Regions from separate parts of the Homo sapiens genome. Here region 2 is linked to region 1. A link is a loop called in an ENCODE intact Hi-C map of the cell type or tissue named here. Cell type or tissue: B cell. All regions are shown on one strand. Each heading gives the region's core, and the rest is flanking DNA. Links, peaks and the distances in the headings are about the cores only.

The links. Peaks named below come from ENCODE experiments on the same cell type or tissue, not always from the same donor. Only the 100,000 strongest peaks of a DNase experiment are listed, where the experiment ranks them.
Region 2: a loop joins it to region 1, with 11 times the contacts of the local background. A loop is called at or near these places in 9 of 110 quality-filtered maps.

What each region holds. Positions count from the first base shown.
Region 1 is chr14:64,290,023-64,300,130 of GRCh38, reverse strand. ESR2 (estrogen receptor 2) reads left to right here and starts at 5,760. Exons shown (of 9, transcript NM_001437.3): 1 at 5,760-6,098. In B cell, for the core only: CTCF peaks have their summits at 4,896 and 5,097 (motif pointing right); DNase peaks (open chromatin) are centred at 5,140, 5,580 and 5,690; H3K4me3 peaks cover 2,360 bases; H3K27ac peaks cover 1,157 bases.
Region 2 is chr14:63,627,878-63,637,985 of GRCh38, reverse strand. All of the region lies in intron 1 of WDR89 (WD repeat domain 89), which reads left to right. It also overlaps the pseudogene RNU6-1162P. Among named protein-coding and RNA genes, the nearest start is that of WDR89, 8.9 kb to the left of the region's middle. In B cell, for the core only: CTCF peaks have their summits at 4,649 and 4,848 (motif pointing left); a DNase peak (open chromatin) is centred at 4,865; H3K27ac peaks cover 379 bases.

The DNA.
Region 1 (10,108 bases), core at 955-8,954:
ATGATGTGGCCATGCAAGTTCTTTGTTAACTAGAAGCCAGTGTCATGCCAGGACAGCAGTCCTCCTAGTAAGCTGTGGCTGGTGGCGTGGTAGAATACGTGGAGCAGGCTGAGGAAGCACTTGACTTGACTATGAGCAGAACCATTAAGAAGCTAGTTAGCTAAACTGCCTGGACAGTAGAAAAATAATATGTGAGAATGTAAAAGGAAGAGAAACAATGTGAGGGGAGAGGAGAATGCAGAGATCCTGGCCCATGGAACAGCATTGGTGATCCTTAAGTAGCTGCATGAACTACTTGGAGAAGTTCATTTTCTGTTTATAATTCCCAGCAAAGGAGAGGACTGAATAAGAGAGAAGAAAACGATTCCTTTCTCTGGTTAGGTTCATCAGATCAAACGGTGACATATGTGAAAGAAGCACGCTCTGTGCACAAAAAATCAAGTCTGTATTTTTATAAAAGCCATTTCTGGGCTGGGCGCGGTGGCTGACGCCTGTAATCCCAGCACTTTGGGAGGCGGAGGCGGGTGGATCAGGAGGCCAGGAGATCGAGACCATCCTGGCTACCACGGTGAAACCCTGTCTCTACTAAAAAAATACAAAAAAATTAGCCGGGTGTGGTGGTGGGTGCCTGTAGTCTCAGCTACTTGGGGGGCTGAGGCGGAAGATTGTGCCACTGCACTCTAGCCTGGGCGACAGAGCGAGACTCCGTCTCAAAAAAAAAAAAAAAAAAAGCTATTTCTGTAATGAGCATCACTGGAGAGTTAGTTGCTATGGGTCTAAAGGACAATATGAGGCAGTTATAGTAACTTTCCATGATATGAACAAAGAAATTGAAAATGTTAGATACATTTACAAGAAGATGTAGAAAAAACTTTAGTCAAAATTTTTGAAATATTTTTTGAAATATTAAACTATGAAATCAGACAGTCTTATCTATGGTCTCAAGCCATGTCTGTCTGTACCTTTTTTTTTTTTATCTCATTTCAGGGAATATTACACTGGCTGACTTATTAATATCTTCTGAGCCAGAAAATGTAAGGAAGCTGCATTTTCAGAATTGCATTTGAGTCATTTGTGAAATTGCATATTACAATTTGCCGCCATTTCTAACAGTCCTATAACTTTTTTTTTTTTTTTTCTTAACTGGGTGTTCACATTCATGCCAATGACCTCTAGGGGCTAGTTTCTCTTCTAGCTCAAGAGAATTGCTGCAGAGTTGGAAGTAAGGACAAAAATGTGTATGCTTCATGTTTGATTTCAAATGCATAGAAAATTAGAAACTTAAGGTATGCAAGGGATTTGTGTGGAATTTAAGTACCTTTGAGGGGCAGTGGACAGGACAAAAAGTTATTTTTTACCTGTTTGTTTACAAATAGCAAAGATCAAGACTGAAACACATGAGTGTGATTTAGAAAGAGTTGGCTGCAGGTGCTGCTTGCTCAGGTGGTTCATTTAAACTGCAGGTCAGAGCAACCTTGTCTCATGGTCCTGGTGCCCAGGTATCAGGTTGGGTCTGTCTTGCTGCTTATGTCCTTGTTACCCTCTGAGGGCCCCAGTCCAACGCAGATCAATAAAGAATAAGTTACATAAATATGCTCATAGGTGGTCATTCCTAGACAAGAAATTGACAACATTTCATTCAACAGTATCTGGGCTCTACAGGACAGACATGCCTCCATTTATGCAACAAATAAGAACAGCATCTCATGACAGTGGAGAAAACATGGGATGTGCAGGTAGGTAGGTAAAGTTGGGTGGAAACTTTCACCCTACCAAATGCACATGGGTGACTTTATAAAATAAATGTTAGCTCTCTGAGCCTCAGTTTTCCCATCTGTAAAATAGACAGTCCCAGGGAATTTTCAAGGATTAAATGAAATAAAAGTGAATCAACCTATGCAAGCCTGCCTACTGTGGTGTCCAGGCTAGAAAAATGCTCAATAAATATTAGGTTTGTTTTTATTTCTACAAAAGATGTGATCCTAAAGAGCTCTATCCAAATTCAAGTTTCAAATGTCAAATCACATTTTGTGAACTTTATGTTCAGTTGAGATGATCTCTGACATATTAATTAGTAATCCTATCTTTTTCATTCATCACCACCAAAAAAAGGTGTTATTGCACGTTCAATTAATCTTTCCCCTTTATTAATTCCATAAGTGTAGGGTTTTATCTCTCAGATTCTCTTAAAACAGACCAATTTATACCCACATAATATAAATAAGCTTGTTCCTATAACACTCTGGAGCAGATAACTATCCCAGAACCCAAATCCTCCTACTTGGCTTCAAGCTCAGAGAATAAAGCAACAATCCAAAGGCACCCTTTGGCATGACACCCTTCTAGACATCTGTAGCATTCCTCCTTTCCCTCCACTTTTCCTATTAGCTTTTGCTTTCTTGCCTTTTACAGGGTTTTGTTTTGCCTCTTGGTAGTTTCTTTCCTACGGAAAATTCTCCCTCTGATCTTTCCAAGTCAAAGGCTTCAGCAAACATTTGTTGAACGCGTGGATTGTGCTAGGTGGGTGTTATGGACCATGGAGAATGCTAGAGATGTAAGACATGCGCTGTCCAATCGCAGCGCAGGTTGTGTTGACAGGTAAGATGAGGGCTGTGGGGGAGCCAATGTGCACGTTCCACTGGGCTAATGTGCTCTTCACCTTATTTAGGCTCTTGGCTTTGGGATGTGTAAGACTTTGCTAGACAGAGAAGGGGTGGGGTGAGAAGATGAGGAAGGTGCACCTTTTATGGAGAGGCTTTCCTTCCTCTTCACAGCAAACCATACCTGTACTACATTGACTTCCTTTGCTTTCCCAGGTGACATCTAGCTCATGCTGCAAGCTCATCTTGTTAATCATAAATGCTAGTAAGTTAATATTACCCATCATATATAACATGACTTAATTTTAACAATTCAATGCTTTATCCCCAAAAGATGACTTAATGGTGACAATTTCAATCCCCATTGTAGGATATTTTGGAGACAGGCAGTCCTTTCAATGTCATATGTGGGTGCTTCCTTAGGCAGGTCAGGGGTGAGGTGGAAATGAGGCTGGGACCCTGCTCACTTATATAGCAGGCATCGTTCTCAATACCAGGCTTCAGGGGGCTTTTTGGTCTAGCCATTGGTATGAACTGCCTCAAGAATAATCCCTTCATCATTGTGGTCACAATTCAGGTAGAATTGGAATAATCATCCTCTCCACTCTGCATTAAACCAGGCAAAGTTTCCATCTCTGGGTACCATTGTCTTTCTTGATGGACAGGGTGAGTCAGAAGGAAACTTACTCACTCCCATTCATTTTCTGCTTATTATTTCCTGCAGTGAGGTTTCCTTGTATAATAAACAGCTTCTGTGGGTGTTTGAGCTGCTCTGAAAAGAGAACATGCTGTTCCTGTGTGTAGAATGCCTTCTGAAGGAAGCATCACAGTGAACACAGAGCAGAAGCTTGGCACACAGGTGGCAGAAGTTTGTCTGCAGTGTTCTGCATAGAGCAGAGAGTCAAGCCATTTTCATTCTGATTGATTGGAGGCATGGTATGGAGGTAAATGGGTCCTTGGCCTCTCTCCTGGATTCAAGTCCTTCTTAGCCACTGATAGGTCATGTGACCATAGGGAGGTTGTTTAACCTTCCTGAACATTCATTTTCTCAAGTATAAAATGGGGGTAATAGAATTTGCCTTATAGGCTTGCGTATAAAATAAGAATTATTGAGAGAAAGCGGGGCATAAATGTCCAATAAGCGGTAGCTGTCTATGAAGCCACTGTTGTTACTGGGTTCCTTTCTCACTAGGTGGCTTCAGGTAGCTGACAGAAGCTCTGTGAGCCTCAATTTCCTCACTGGAAAAGTGGAGTCAATATCTCACTGAGCTGGTGTGAGGATTAAATGAGATGCTGTGCAGGTGCTTAGCACAGCGTCAGGTATGATGTTAATATTGATAGATGCATTTTCTTCACCCTCACCTATCTTTTTCTGCCTGTTGGCTTATGGTTGAAATTCCTTCATGACGGTTTCCATTTCCAGAGATATCTTGTTAACAAGTATATACCACCAAATGAAGCTGATTTTTTTTTTTTTTTTTTTTTTTGAGACAGAGTCTCGCTCTGTCGCCCAGGCTGGAATGCAGTGGCGCGATCTTGGCTCACTGCAACCTCCGCCTCCCATGTTCAAGCGATTCTCCTGCCTCAGCCTCCTGAGTAGCTGGGATTACTGGCATGTGCCACCACGTCCAGCCAATTTTTGTATTTTTAGTAGAGACGAGGTTTCACCATGTTGGTCAGGCTGGTCTCAAACTCCTGACCTCGTGATCCACCTGCCTCGGCCTCCCAAAGTGCTGAGATTATAGGTGTGAGCCACCATGCCTGGCCATGAAGCTGATTTTTTTAAACCATCATTTAACATTTTCTCCATAAGGTGGCAAGGAGGAAGAGCATATGGGGACTGGGTACTTTGAGAGACCCCAGGACAGGAGACAGGGAGGCTGAGATTGGCATGTTGTCTGCTGCAGTTATTTGCCAGCGACACACTCTTCCCGTCCAAACTAACTTCTCTGCCTCAAGGACAGGGAGACTCTGCCTTTCAACCTGAGAGAAACCAGGACTCTCAGCTTTAATGAAAATTGGACTTAGGGTGGGGCAGTGGAGACTTTTCACAGCTATTGTTTAGCTGATGAAGCAGATGCTTCTCCATCTTTGGAGCCTGTCTTCATTACCTGTGGACCTCATCTTTATCAACCCAGAGCACACTTGCGTCTCTCTATTTTGGCTAAACACCAAACAGCTGAGGCTGGTACTGTAAAACTTTCCCTCCAAATGCCCCCCCTCGTCTTCCTCTATTAGAGATCTGGATCACAACCCTCAAAAACCATGTCCCTTATGCCACCTGAGTAGATGGTTTGATGATTAATTAGGCACAGATGTGACACTGGGGGGTTCTCACAATGGCCTGTGGGTCACATGCTACTTTCCTTTTCATTTTCATCAGCAACAGCTGCCTTAAAGCCAGTTAAGACTGTGGTCCTAGTCTCGCACCCTGGGGCTCCTGCTGGGGTGGGTGAGGGGAACACCCCATTAAGCTGGGGGAACTGGGGCTGCCACCAGGGGGCGCGAGGGGCCTTCGCCCGAGAAGAGGGGTGGGCAGGTGCCTCCAGCGGAGAAGGGCGCCGTGGCCGGAGGCACAGGTCTCCCCGGTGCCACTTCAAGTGAGTTCGAGGAAGTACCTGGGATCTTTGATCTAACGCGAAAGGCCTTCCCAGTGACCTCTTGAGAGCTGAGAACCCACTCCCTCCACCTCTAGTCCACGGCTTTGCCACTCCAGGGCCCGAGGTTACGTTTGCTGCTGGGGATTTGACAAACCCAAAGCCTCTCTGGTTTCACCACTGGCTCCTTAGAATCAGACATCTGTTCTGAATGACACTTATGTGAGTCAGGGGCTGAGGACGTGATCCTCGAAGTGTGGTCCCCAGACTGGCTGTATCAGTGTCGGCATCCCCCAGGACCTGGTTGGAAATGCATATTCTCAGGCCCTACTCCAGACCTCTTAAATCTGAGACTGGGGCTGCGGGGAGCGCCATCTGTGCGCCACTATCCTTGTGGGTGGACCAGGAGTCGGTTCGAGGGTGCTCCCACTTAGAGGTCACGCGCGGCGTCGGGCGTTCCTGAGACCGTCGGGCTCCCTGGCTCGGTCACGTGGGCTCAGGCACTACTCCCCTCTACCCTCCTCTCGGTCTTTAAAAGGAAGAAGGGGCTTATCGTTAAGTCGCTTGTGATCTTTTCAGTTTCTCCAGCTGCTGGCTTTTTGGACACCCACTCCCCCGCCAGGAGGCAGTTGCAAGCGCGGAGGCTGCGAGAAATAACTGCCTCTTGAAACTTGCAGGGCGAAGAGCAGGCGGCGAGCGCTGGGCCGGGGAGGGACCACCCGAGCTGCGACGGGCTCTGGGGCTGCGGGGCAGGGCTGGCGCCCGGAGCCTGAGCTGCAGGAGGTGCGCTCGCTTTCCTCAACAGGTGGCGGCGGGGCGCGCGCCGGGAGACCCCCCCTAATGCGGGAAAAGCACGTGTCCGCATTTTAGAGAAGGCAAGGCCGGTGTGTTTATCTGCAAGGTAAGCGCCCCTTCGCTCGAGGTGTGGTTTAATTGTCTCATTTTGTTTGAAATCCTGCGGTGAGAAACCAGTCGTGTTGAGAACAATAAAAGACCAAAAAACGATCACCAAAACCAACTGTCCTGAAAGCTACTGGAAAGTTGGAAAATGCATGCTTTGATTAAATGTCTTCATTCAAGACACTGGCAAGTTAACTTATTTAGTTTGTGCCGTGAGCTCTGGGTTGATTGTGCTAATATGAATAACTGAAAAACATTTTATTTCCCTATGGTTTTCCTCGATGGACTTCCCCACTATGGGTGAAATGACAATGGAGTTGAATACACTTTCTGATTGAACTTTGAGGGCCTGGGAAGATGTACACGTCTCAGGCAAGATGATAGGGGTTTTAAAATGTATTAATTGGCATTCCTTAGCCATGTCAGCAAGCTGCGTTCCTCCTTTCCTGGGCAGACCAAGCTAAGCTCTAACTGGTCTCCTTTATTTGCTGAAGAGGAGTCCAACAACTGCCCTCTAACACCCTGCGTGTTATTCTTATTGGAAGGACAATATTAAGTCAAGTGAATGTCATTTTTGTGAAAAAACTTTGAGTGGACTTCTATTTAGGAAGATAAGGTTGATTTAATTTTACTCGCTGTTTAAAAAGCAGGATTGTGTTTTGGTGTGGTAGGCAACATTTTGGAGGACAGACTTTGCCTTATTTTGTTATATTTCTAGTATTTACATGGGCATTCCATTAGAAAGTTTTACTTTTGCTCTAAGTTTCGTAACTCGGTGTCTAGTGAGGGGAAACATGTTTGTAATTTAAAAAGTGAACATGTGAAAGGAAAGGCTTTTCTGAGAGTGTTGTAAAACAAATGTAACGTGACTATGAAAAGAACATGATTAACATCTTTGACTCCTATTTTTTCTGAAGAAAATGTATTTTGATATGAGTTCTAGAAGAAGGAAACTATAAGGATCTGTTCATCAACAGGCATTAGAGTATACACCGTAGGATTGCATTTTACGTTCAAGCATTTTTTTAGATGAATTTCTGAAACATTCTTATTTTAAAAGCCATCAGATGCTTGTTAACACTTAAGTCTTGCTCAAGACATAGAAGTTTCTGAAATCAATTAACATGTTTAGGACACATTTCGTAGTGTTCTGAGGGATGTGAATAAATCTAATCACAGTTTACATTTCTTAATGTATTTATAATTCAGAAAAGGTAGAATTTAGTAGTAAATTCAACTCATAACCATATAATTAACATTTAATAGATATTGATATGTTCACTTTTAAGAATAAGAAGGAAATTTTCTATAAGTGTATGTTGAACACATAATAATTCAAAATTCATGTGATAATTTTAGGTGATGCTTTGAGTCGTTTTATAGAATATAAATATGGATAAAATATAAAATACTGAAGGCTGAACTCAAAGTGTTTAATGATAAGTTTTTGATAATACATCTAGAAACCTTGAGAATTGTATGCTTGAACGTTAGATTTCATAATTCAGTGTCTAGCACATTGTTTTATATGCAATAGCACTTTAAAAAAATTAGGCTACAGCAGTATAATTTACATACAGTAAAATTTAGCCTCTGTAAATGTACCTCTATGAATTCTGACAGATGCACAGTCATGTAACCAGCACCGCACACATGACACAGAACAGTTCCATTACCCCAAAAGTCCCCTTTGTACCTCTACCTACCCCACTGCCCCTGAAAATCACTGATCAAAACTACATAATGATTATGTGGTTTTGCTCTTTAGTACGTTTTTACTTAGACATATTTTCCTTTACTTCTTTTGAAAGAAAAACCTGTTTTTCCCTTTTTATAGGATGAGTCAGTTTGTGCTATTTTTAATTCTAGTACCTTGGGATAAATCAAGGCAAAGACAATGCTATTTGCAAATGGGAAACTTGAGACTTGGACTAAGTGTTAAATTCATATAGGGCTAATAGATTTAGTTCTTAGCAGATTTAGATTCTATTGTGGTTTAAGCCTTTGGTTATGGCATATATCATTAGTTATCCTGAATTGAAATACAAGGCCATTAAAAGTTATTTATATCATATTAATAGAATGCATCATTCTTTTATAATCTTTGAATTTTAAAACTTCTTTATTAAAAAAAAAACTACTTTTCATTATACCTGAGATTAAGAAAGCTACCTGAAATTGCATATTATCAAATAGTGAGAAGCAAAACAGGGATTGAAAATGACAAATTGAAGACATTTAAAATGCAGAGTGATTACAATTGCTGAAGGTAAAATATTTATCTTCATAGGGGCTTAGGTCTGTGTCCAACTTATTTGTAGATGTCAGGATTTTTAAATTTCTGTGCTCATGTCTTGAAGTCTAGATTTTCCTGCAGGGTGGAGATGTATAACCTTTTGTAAACTAATATTTTTCACTGTTTAACACAGTATTCAATTCAGTATACAGTTAGGAGCCTGTTATTGGTAGGTACTGCTAACATATATATATATAAAATTGATGTCTTTTTCCTTTTTCCTTTGTTCTATGAAAAACAGCCTGTATTTTAAATATGTAACTTACCTTGCATACCCAGTTACAGTGGTAGTAACTAGGATATGCAGAGTGGCAAGTTTATGAGGAGCTAGCAAACTGGATAGTTGGCCTTCCTAGCTGGAATTATGACAGGTCTTGAAAATGAAGGGCTTTTAGTGGAGAATCTTTGTGTGGGTGTACTTGAGAGAGGGCAGGAGAGTTAGGGTGACCTAGAAAGATAGATTGCTGGACTTGTATATGTTTCCTCAAAGCCAGACTGCAGCATTTTGTTAGTAAATTGTTGTGTGTTCTACTGTCAAACCCAGGCCTGGAAGGGGAGTTGAGTGCATTCAGCCTAACTTCTGGATTGGCTGTGTCATCTTGAATCCCTTCACTCGGAATTCTCTCTGACCCTGTCCCAAATGAATATTTGAATTTGGTCCAGTTCCTACAGAGCATGGTCTGTGGCTGTTGTTGGTGTTAGGGAAGAGCAGAAACTTGCTGTTGAGAGAGAAGACACTTGAGAAGACTGATGAACTCTCTCCCACCCCTGCCTTCGAGGCTTGGTCCTCCTACCCTATTCAAACCCTTGAAACTCTTTCCTATCCAACTAAATAAGCGCCAATTGGTTACTAGGAGAATTAGCTTTTCCTCATTTTAGAAGGAAACAGGGTTTCCTTATGTACATGTTCTTAAGAATTACATGCAAATCAGTTATTAATGATGAGTTCTCTGGTGATTTTGGAGTGTTTTATCTTCCTAATATTAAATTAATTGAGGGCCTTAATATTTTGTTTTGAAAGAATATATTTAAAAAGGCTGGGTGTGGTGGCTCACGCCTGTAATCTCAGCACTTTGGGAGGCCTAGGTGGCTGGATCACTTGAGGGCAGGAGTTCAAGACCAGCCTGGCCAAATAATGAAACCTTGTCTCTGTTAAGAATACAAAAAATTAGCTGGCCATGGTGGCTCAAGCCTGTAGTCCCAGCTACTCAGGAGGCTGAGGCATGAGAATTGCTTGAACCTGGGAGGCCGAGTTTACAGTGAGCCGCGATCATGCCACTGCATTCCAGCCTGGGCAACAAAGCAAAACTCTATCTCTAAATAAATAAATAAATAAATAAATAAGAATACATTTAAAGATAATAATTGGCCAGGTGTGGTGGTTCATGCCTGTGATCACAGCACTTTGGGAGGCCGAGGTGGGAGGATTGCTTGAGGCAAGGAGTTCAAGATCAATCTGGGCAACACAGTGAGACCCTATCTCTACAAAAATTTAAAAATCAGCTGGGCATGATGGTGCATGCCTTTAGTCCCAGCTACTTGGGGGGCTGAGTTTGGAGGATCCCTTGAGCCCAGGAGATCAAGGCTGCAGTAGGCCATGATCTTGCCACTACACTCTAGCCTGAGTTACAGAGCTAGAGTATAACCCCCACCCCCCAAAAAAGCTAATAATTGTCAAACAGCTACTTATGCACATCAAGGATGCTTGTTGCTTA
Region 2 (10,108 bases), core at 939-8,938, 660 kb after region 1:
TAACAGAGCGAGGCTGTTTTGAAAAAAAAAAAATTTTTCCGTAAGTTATTGGGGTACAGGTGGTATTTGGTTATATGAGTAAGTTCTTTAGTGATGATTTGTGAGATTTTGGTGCACGTATCACCTGAGTAGTATACACTACACCATATTTGTAGTCTTTTAATCCCTTGCCCCCCCTCCCCCGGCCAAGTCCCCAAAGTCCATTGTATCATTCTTATGCCTTTGTGTCCTCATAGCTTAGCTCCCACATATCAGTGAGAATATATGATGTTTGGTTTTCTATTCCTGAGTTACTTCACTTAGAATAATAGTCTCCAGTCTCATCCAGGTCATGGCAAATGCTGTTAATTCATTTCTTTTTATGGCTGTGTAGTATTCCATTATATATATACACATATATATACACACACATATATATACACACACACACACCCACCACAGTGTCTTTATCCACTTGTTGATTGATGGGCATTTGGATTGGTTCCACGATTATGCAGTTGTGAATTGTGCTGCTATAAACATGCGTGTGCAAGTATCTTTTTCAAATAATGACTTTTCCTCTGGGTAGATAACCCAGTAGTGGGATTGCTGGATCAAATGTTAGTTCTGCTTTTTAATTCTTTAAGGAATCTCCACACTGTTTTCCATAGTGGTTGCACTAGTTTACATTCCCACCAGCAGTGCGGAAGTGTTCCCTGTTTACCACATCCACGCCAGCATCTCTTGTTTTTTTATTCTTCACTTATGGCCATTCTTGCAGGAGTGTGGTGGTATCACATTGTGGTTTCGATTTGCATTTCCCTGATCATTAGTGATGTTGAGCATTTTTTCATAGGTTTGTTGGCCATTTGTATATCTTCTTTTGAGAATTGTCTCTTCATGTCCTTAGCCCACATTGTGATGGGCTTGTTTGTTTTTTTTCTTACTGATTTGAGTTCGTTGTAGATGCTGGATATTAGTCCTTTGTCAGATGTATAGATTGTGAAGATTTTCTCCCACTCTGTTGTTGTCTATTGACTCTGTTGACAATTCCTTTTGCTGTGCAAAAGCTCTTTAGTTTAATTATGTCCCAGCTATTTATCTTTGTTTTTATTGCATTTGCTTTTGGGTTCTTGGTCATGAAATCCTTGCCTAAGCCAATGTCTAGAAGGGTTTTTCCAATGTTGTCTTCTAGAATTGTTAGTTTCAGGTCTTAGGTTTAAGTCCTTAATCCATCTTGAGTTTATTTTTGTATAAGGTGAGAGATGAGGATCCAGTTTCATTTTTCCTCCATGTGGCTAGCCAATTATCCCAGCACCATTTGTTGAAAAGGGTGTCCTTTCCCCACTTTATGTTTTTGTTTGCTTTGTCGAAGATCAGTTGGCTGTAAGTATTTGGGTTTATTTCTGGGTTCTCTATTCTGTTCCATTGGTCTGTGTGCCTATTTTTATACCAGTACCATGCTGTTTTGGTGACTATGGCCTTATGGTATAGTTTGAAATCAGTTAGTGTGATGCCTCCAGATTTGTTATTTTTGCTTAGTCATGCTTTGGCTATGCGGGCTCCTTTTTGGTTCCATATGAATTTTAGGATTGTTTTTTCTAGTTCTGTGAAGAATGATCGTGGTATTTTGATGGGGATTGCATTGAATTTGCACATTGCTTTTGGCAGCATGGTCATTTTCACAATACTGATTCTACCCGTCCATGAACATGGGATGTGTTTCCATTTGTGTTGTCTATGATTTCTTTCAGCAGTGTTTTGTAGTTTTCCTTGTAGAGGTCTTTTGACTCCTTTGTTAGGTATATTCTTTTTTTCTTCTTTCTTTTTTGAGATAGAGCCTTGCTCTGGCTCACTGCAACCTCCACCTCCCGAGTTTGAGCAGTTCTCCTGCCTGAGCCTCCCAAGTAGCTGGGACTACAGGTGTGCACTACCACGCCTGACTGATTTTTTTGTATTTTTGATAGAGATGGGGTTTCACCATGTTGGCCAGGCTGGTCTCGAACTCCTGACCTCAAGTGATCCACCTGCCCCGGCCTTCCAAAGTGCTGGGATTATAGGCTTGAGCCACTACCCAGCCTGTTAGGTATATTCCTAAGTTTTGTTTGTTTGTTTGTTTTTGCAGCTATTGTAAAAGGGGTTGAGTTCTTGATTTGATTCTCTGCTTGGTCGCTGTTGATGTATAGAAGAGCTACTGATTTGTGTACATTAATCTTGTATCCAAAAGTTTTGCTGGATTCTTTTATCAGTTCTAGGAGCTTTCTGGAGGAGTCCTTACAGTTTTCAAGGTAATTGACCATGTCTTCAGCAAACAGTGACAGTTTGACTTCCTCTTTATTGATTTGGATGCCCTTTATTTCTTTCTGTTGTCTAATTCCTCTGGCTAGGACTTCCAGTAGTACATTGAGGAGGAGTGGTGAGAGTGGGCATCCTTGTCTTGTTCCAGTTCTCAGAGGGAATGCTTTCAGCTTTTCCCCATTCAGTATTATGTTGGCTGTGGTTTGTCATAGATGGTTTTTATTACATTAAGGTATGTCCCTTATATGCTGATTTTGCTGAGAGTTTTAATCATAAAGGGATGCTGGATTTTGTCAAATGCTTTTTCTGTATCTATTGAGATGATCATGTGATTTTTGTTGTTAATTCTGTTTATGTGGTACATCACATTTATTGACTTGTGTATGTTAAACCATCCCTGCATTCCTGGTATGAAACCTACTTGATCATGGAGGATTATCTTCTTGATATGTTGTTGGATTCAGTTAGCTAGTATTTTGTTAAGGATCTTAGCATTTATGTTCATCAAGGATATTGGTCTATAGTTTTGTTTTTTGGTTATGTCCTTTCCTGGTTTTGGTATTAGGGTGATGCTGGCTTCATAGAATGAATTAGGGAGAGTTCCTTTGTTATCTTGTGGAATAGTGTCAAAAGGATTGGTACCAATTCTTTGAATGTCTGGTAGAATTCTGCTGTGAATCCATTTTTTTTTTTTTTGGAGACAGAGTGTAGTGGCACAATCTCAGCTCACTGCAACCTCTGCCTCTAGGTTCAAGCGATTCTCCTGCCTCAGCCTTCGAAGTAGCTGGGACTACAGGCACGCACCACCATGCCCAGCTAATTTTTTTTTTTTTTTTTTGAGATGTAGTTTCGCTTTTGTTGCCCAGACTGCAGTGCAATGGTGCGATCTTGGCTCACCGCAACCTCCGCCTCCTGGGTTCAAGCGATTCTCCTGCCTCAGCCTTCCCAAGTAGCTGGGATTATAGGCATGTGCCACCATGCCTGGCTAATTTTGTATTTTTAGTAGAGATGGGGTTTCACCATATTGACCAGGCTGGTCTCAAACTCCTGATCTTAGGTGATCTGCCTGCCTCAGCCTCCGAAAGTGTTGGGATTACAGGCGTGAGCCACTGTGCTCAGCCTTGTTTTTTCTTTAAGCTATCTATTTCCCTGAATATTTCTCCCTTCACTTCTCTTTTTTTTTTTTTGAGAGGGAGTCTCGCTCTGTCGCCCAGGCTGGAGTGCAGTGGCACGATCTTGGCTCTCTGCAACCTCTGCCTCCTGGTTCAAGTAGTTCTCCCTGTCTCATCCCTCAGAGTAGCTGGGATTACAGGCACCCACCACCAGGCCCAGCTAATTTTTGTATTTTTAGTAGAGAAGGGGTTTCACCATGTTGGTCAGGCTGGTAACGAGCTCCTGACATCAGGTGATCCACCCGCCTTGGGCTCCCAAAGTGCTGGGATTACAAGTGTGAGCCACCACACCTGGCCAGTTTTTGTGTTTTTAGTAGAGACAGGGTTTCGCCATGTTGGCCAAGCTGGTCTCGAACTCCTGGACTGAAGTGATACACCTGCCTCGGCCTCCCAAAGTGTTGGGTTTATAGGTGTGAGCCACTGTGCCCGGCCTGAAATTTAAGTAATTATTAATATGGTAAACATCTTTCTATTTGGAGATTGGAATTATGTCCTGATGATTTTTTACAGTTCTCGTAATTTTAATTTTTGGACCTCCTGCTAGATGGCAGTAGTAATCAATGCCAAGGGCCAGGAAGGAAACTTTTAAAACGGTTTGATAGCTTAAGTCTAATTCTTATGTTTAGTGAAGTTGCAACTGACCGTACATGATTTTCAGTTCTTTTTATCCTTCACATCTGATCTACAAAGCACATGTGAACTTTTTATCCTCTTAATATCCGTTTTTTTCTGGATAGTTCAATAATTATGCCTTTTGTTTGTTATTTCTCTGATATCAGGGTCTTTTACTGTGTTCAGTAGAGAGGAAATGAGTTTAGAACTTAGTAGATTCTGATCTTCCCTCATTATAACACCAAAGTGGTTAAAAGAACTAGTTCTGCTATATCTTTACATGAATATTATACAAGCTATAAATATTTACATTTAGGGATGTGTTTTGATTTCTATTTCAACGTAGTCCTTTTGAATGGTCTCCTAATTTGGAAAATTAAATAGTGAATCAACCTCAAAATGCAAAACAAAGTCTGTAGCTGTCAATAAATATTTATAAAATATTGCTTTATTGTCTGAGAGATATGTTTACATGATTATAAACTATCCAGTGTCAGGAAAAGCCTCATTCTGGCTTAATCTTATTTCATCTACCAATTAACAGTGGAAATTTTAAAAATCATTAATATGTTAAAGTGTCTTTCTGCTTGATGAATTAGGGTAGCATTTTTAGGGGAACATTTGTATTGTGAATTCACCTTAGAAGCATCTAGTCTATATACATACATAAATATATATATATACTTACACACATATTTATACATAAAAGGGGTGGAAATCCTGTCAAATACTAGTTTATTCTGCAGGTTATCATTTGACATTACATATTGCATTTCTTTAACATTCTCTATACTCCCACCTAGTGGTATATGAGTGCTGCTTTTGTGCCAGGCACCATTTAACATGGTAATTAATTTATGAAACCCTATGGCATTGATATTGCTATCTCCTGTTTAAACTACAGGAAACTGAAACATATAGTTAGTAAAGCCAGGATTTGTGCTCTGGCAGTCTGACTCTATACCCATTCTCAGCTATCATGCAATACCTGTCTCAGCTTCCTCATCTAAAACACTGTAATAAAAGGACTATCTTTTAGGATTATTGGGAGGGTTCATTGAAGCAATTCATGTGCAGAGGCTGACATGGTAACCGAGAATGGTAATGATCAGTTAATATTAGCTGTCATTTGGCTACTTTTCTGGTTTTCTTCCCATTCTTTTTTCATTTTTCTCTATTATAGGGTGCTTGGCCTGCTGCTTGCCATCATTCTGTATAATTCATCTGCTATCATTCTGTATAATTCATCTGTATAATTCATCCAGTTTCCTAGTTTGGGTTTTTGTTTGTTTGAGACGGAGTCTTGCTCTATCATCCATGCTGGAGTGCAGTGGTGTGATCACGGCTCACTGCAACCTCCACCTCCCGGGTTCAATTGATTCTCGTGCCTTAGCCTCCCTAGTAGCTGAGACTACAGGTTTGCGCCACCATGCCTGGCTAATTTTTGTATTTTTTTAAGTAGAGACGGGTTTCACCATGTTGGCCAGGCTGGTCTTGAACTCCTGGCCTCAGATGATCCATCCACCTCAGCCTCCCAAGGTGCTGGGATAAGGGGCAGGAGCCATCACGCCCGGCCTACTTTCCTAGTTTTTAAGTGCTGCTACTTCCTATAGTCTGATAACAGAATCCCGTACTTTCCCTCTGAGTTGTAGACTGATGTATACAAATGTTTGTCCTTGGCCATCCCCAGAAGTCCCTCAGGCTTATATGAGTAAAACTAAGGGCATTTCTTTGTTTTTTTTCCCCCCATTTTCTTGATTTTTGGATTTACTTTTTTTTGTTTTTAGTTTTTTTTTTGTTTGTTTGTTTTTTTGAGGCAGAGTCTCCCTCTGTTGCTCAGGCTGGAGTGCAGTGGTGCACTGTCGGCTCACTGCAGCCTTCACCTCCCAGGTTCAAGCAATTCTCCTGTCTTAGCCTCCCAAGTAGCTGGGATTACAGGCGTGTCCCATCACGCCCGGCTAATTTTTCTGTTTTTAGTAGAGACGGGTTTTCGCCAGGTTGGCCAGGCTGGTCTCAAACTCCTGGCCTCAGGTGATCTGCCTGCCTAGGCCTCCCAAAGTGCTGGGATTACAGGCGTGAACCACCGCACCTGGCCTGGATTTACTTTCTGACTCAACTCCGCTTGGTCATCCAATGCAAGAATCAGCCTGGATTCCTTCTGCACCTGTTCCTCCCCCGTGCTTCCAAATCGAGTCAGTGCCAAGCTTCACTAATGTTAACTTGCTGAATATTTCTCTGGCCAGGTGTGGTGGCTCACATTTGTAATCCCAGGTACAAGAGACTGGGAGGTTGAGGCAAGAGAATCACTTGAGCTCAGGAGTTCAGGAACAGCCTGAGCAACATAGCAAGACCTCATCTCTACTAAAAATTAAAAAAAAATTTTTTTTTTTAATTGGCCAGGCGTGGTTGTGTGCACCTGTATTTTCAGCTACTTGGAAGGCTGAGGTGGCACGATTGCTTGAGCCTGGGAGATTGAGCCTGCAGTGAGTGGCAGTTGCACCACTGCACTCCAGCCTGGGCCACAGAGTTAAGACTCTGTGCAAATAAATAAATAAATAGTCAAACTATAATACAGTATTCACAGTGAATAGAAGCAAAAAGAAAGAAAAGAAAAATATTTCTCAAATTCGCCTTTTTTCTCCATTCCTACTGTTGGGAACTCCATTATCTCTTTTAGTTTGATTTTTAGTTGACACATAATGTACATATTTCTGGGATATAGTGTGATGTTTTGATATACGTATACTTCGTGTAATGATCAAATCAAGTTAATTAGTGTCTCCGTCATCTCACATGTTGATCACTTTGTGGTGAGAACATGCAACAGTCCTCTCCTATCTATTTTGAAATAGACAGTACAGGCTGGGCCCAGTGGTTCCCACCTATAATCCCAGCACTTGGGAGGCTAAGGCCAGAGGATTTTTTAAGACCAGGTCTGGCAACATAGTGAGACCTTGTGTCTACAAAAAAAATATTAAAAAATTAGCTGGGGCATGGTGGCATCACCTGTAGTCCCAGGTACTCAGGAGGCTGGGGTGGGAGGATTGAGACTGCAATGAGCTGTGTTTGTGCCACTACACTGCATCCTGGACAACAGTGCAAGACTGTGTCTCACAAAAAAAAAAAAAAAGGACAATACATTTAAAAATATGGAATACTTCATGAATTTTCATGTCATCCGTGTGCAAGGGCCATGCTCATCTCTGTGGCCTTCTGATTTTAGTATGTGTGCTGCCAAAGCAAGCACTCCGTATCCTTGTCTGGACTTTTTTTTTTTTTTGTGAGACAGAGTCTCGCCCTGTCGGCCAGGCTGGAGTGCAATGACACAATCTTGGCTCACTGCAACCTCCACCTCCTGGGCTCAAGCAATTCTCCTGCCTCAGCGTCCCGAGTAGTTGGGATTACAGGCGTGGGCCACCATCCCGGCTAATTTTTGTAATTTTTAGTAGAGACGGGGTTTCACCATGTTGGCCAGGCTGGTCTCGAACTCCTGACCTCAGGTGATCCTCCCGCCTTGGCCTCCCAAAGTGCTGTGATTACAGGCGTGAGCTACCGCGCCCAGCCCCTTGTCTGGACTTTTTAATGGCCTCTATGGTCTCCCAACCTTCAGCCTTACCTCTCCCTATTTAAATCCATCTTCTACATTGTAAATGTGAGCAATTTAATATGTGACTCTGGGTTGGGTGCAGTGGCTCACGCCTGTAATCCCAGCACTTTGGGAGGCCGAGGCAGGTGGACCACCTGATGTCAGGAGTTCGAGACCAGCCTGGCCAACATGGGGAAACCCCGTCTCTACCAAAAATACAAAAATTAGCCGGGCATGGTGGCATATGCCTATAGTCCCAGCTACTTGGGAGGTTGAGACAGGAAAATCGCTTGAACCTGGGAGGCAGCAGTTGCAGTGAGCCAAGATCACGCCATTGCACTCCAGCCTGGGTGACAAGGCGAGACTCCATCTCAAGAAAAAAAAATGTGTTTATGACTCTGAATATGTAATATTTTTGCTACCGACCCCTTCCAATTCATTTATTTATTCAAATAGTTTAACGTAGCTGCTGTAGGTAAAAATAAGATACTGCTTTAGTCATTCCCTGTAACACACTGAATGTTCTAACTCCTTTCTTACCGAATTGGTTCTGTGAGAAGAAATAAAAAAAATAAAGTTTGACGTTTTAGTTGGGTATACAAGATAGACAACTCTAAGACCTGCCCTGCTGCTTGCTTCAATGTCGTCTCCTTTCCCATCCAACATCACACATTATGATCAGCAATACTAAACTTTCTCTTCTTCCCTTGCTTCCAGTACTTTTCATGCTTGTCTGTCCTCATAGTCAGCATATGAAAATGTTCAGTGACCAGACATGAGTAACAGACATTGTGGACTGTGGAAGATCCTGAACGCTAAGTCAAGAAAGTAAACTGTTCCTGAGGGAGAAAGGAAGAACCACTGATTGTCAGACTTTGCTATCATTCATGGAAATTGGGAGCATGGGTTGAAGAGAGAAACTAATGAAGTAAATTTTGGATAATCTGAATTTTAAGTTCTGGCAGCACATGTAGCAAGCATTTAAGAATACAAGAGCTTCAGAAAGAGAATAAAGAGATGAAGTTTGGAGTTAAAGATCTGGAAGTGATTATACTAAAGACTTGATCTGGTATATGCAAAATTAATATTTGAAAATGGAAAGGGACAAATGTTCTGCTTAAATCCACTAATGCTTTGAGGGCAGAATCAAGTTCTAGTTATCACTGTCCCTCTAGCACCTAGAAGAGTGCCTAACACTGATGTTTAATTATTAAACATTCTACTAAGCTTGGGTTGCAGTGGGATTCAAGGAGAAGGCAACCCAAGAAAGTGATGAAGGGAAGAACATTTTAGGACATCACCAGGGATGGAGAGTTGGTATTTCAAACTTTGACTAATAAGAGTTTGTGTAAAGTCCTTACTACAGGCAAACATCGTTTTTTGTTTTTTGTTTTTTTTTTGAGACAGGGTCTCACATTGTCACCCAGGCTGCTGGAGTATAGGTGCCCCCAGACTCAAGCAATCCTCCCACCTTAGCCTCCCAAGTTGCTGGGACCACAGGCATGCACGTCACCATGCCTGGCTAATTTTTTGTACTTTTGATAGGGATAGGGTTTCACCATGTTGCCCAGGCTGGTCTCAAACTCCTAGGCTGAGGCAGTCCTGCCTTGGCCTCCCAAAGTGTTGGGATCACAGGCGTGAGCCACCGCACCCGGCCAGTGGCCTTTATTATTATTTTTTTCTTTTTCTTAAGGTTGACATCAAATTGCTAGGATCACAGCTACTTCTCCAGAGATTTGCATTGCTCACTTTTTAAATTAGGTTGTCTCCCCAAATGTTACATCTCTAGGGTCTGTCCTAGCCATCTTATCTAAAAGATCTTGACCCCATCTCATCTATTATCATCACGTTACATACCTTAAATTCTGGTTTATTTTTCTTCATAGAGCTTGCCAATTTTCTTGTTATATATTTCTTTATAGCTGAGTTGAAATGATGAATGAATGTTGCAGCCTAAGAATAACAGTCAACTCAGTAAAACTGTTAGAACAAAATTACAGCATTTCTTTGGTCAGCGAAAATTCTCATCAGATATTTTATGAGTACAGTTATAAATTCTAAAAAAGAAACTAAGTTTTTAAACTATTTTAGATTTTTTTTGAGACAAGGTCTTGCTCTGTTGCCTGGACTGGAGTGATCATGGTTCACCTGATTGATCGCATAGCCTCGACCTCCCAGGCTTAAGCAATCCTCCCTCTTCAGCTCCCCCAAGTAGCTGAGATTGCAGGTGCACACCACCACGTTCGGCTGATTTTTAAACTTTTTGTAGAGAATGGAATCTCGCTATGTTGCCTGGCCTGGTCTCAAACTCCTGGGCTCAAGGGAGCCTCCCACTTCAGCCTCCCAAGGTGCTGGGCTTACAGGCGTGAGCCACTGTGCTCAGCCTATTAGAGAAATTTAATCAAAAAAGTTACTAAAATTTCCAGTCAAGTATTGAAATAACTTTCTCTACTCGACCTCC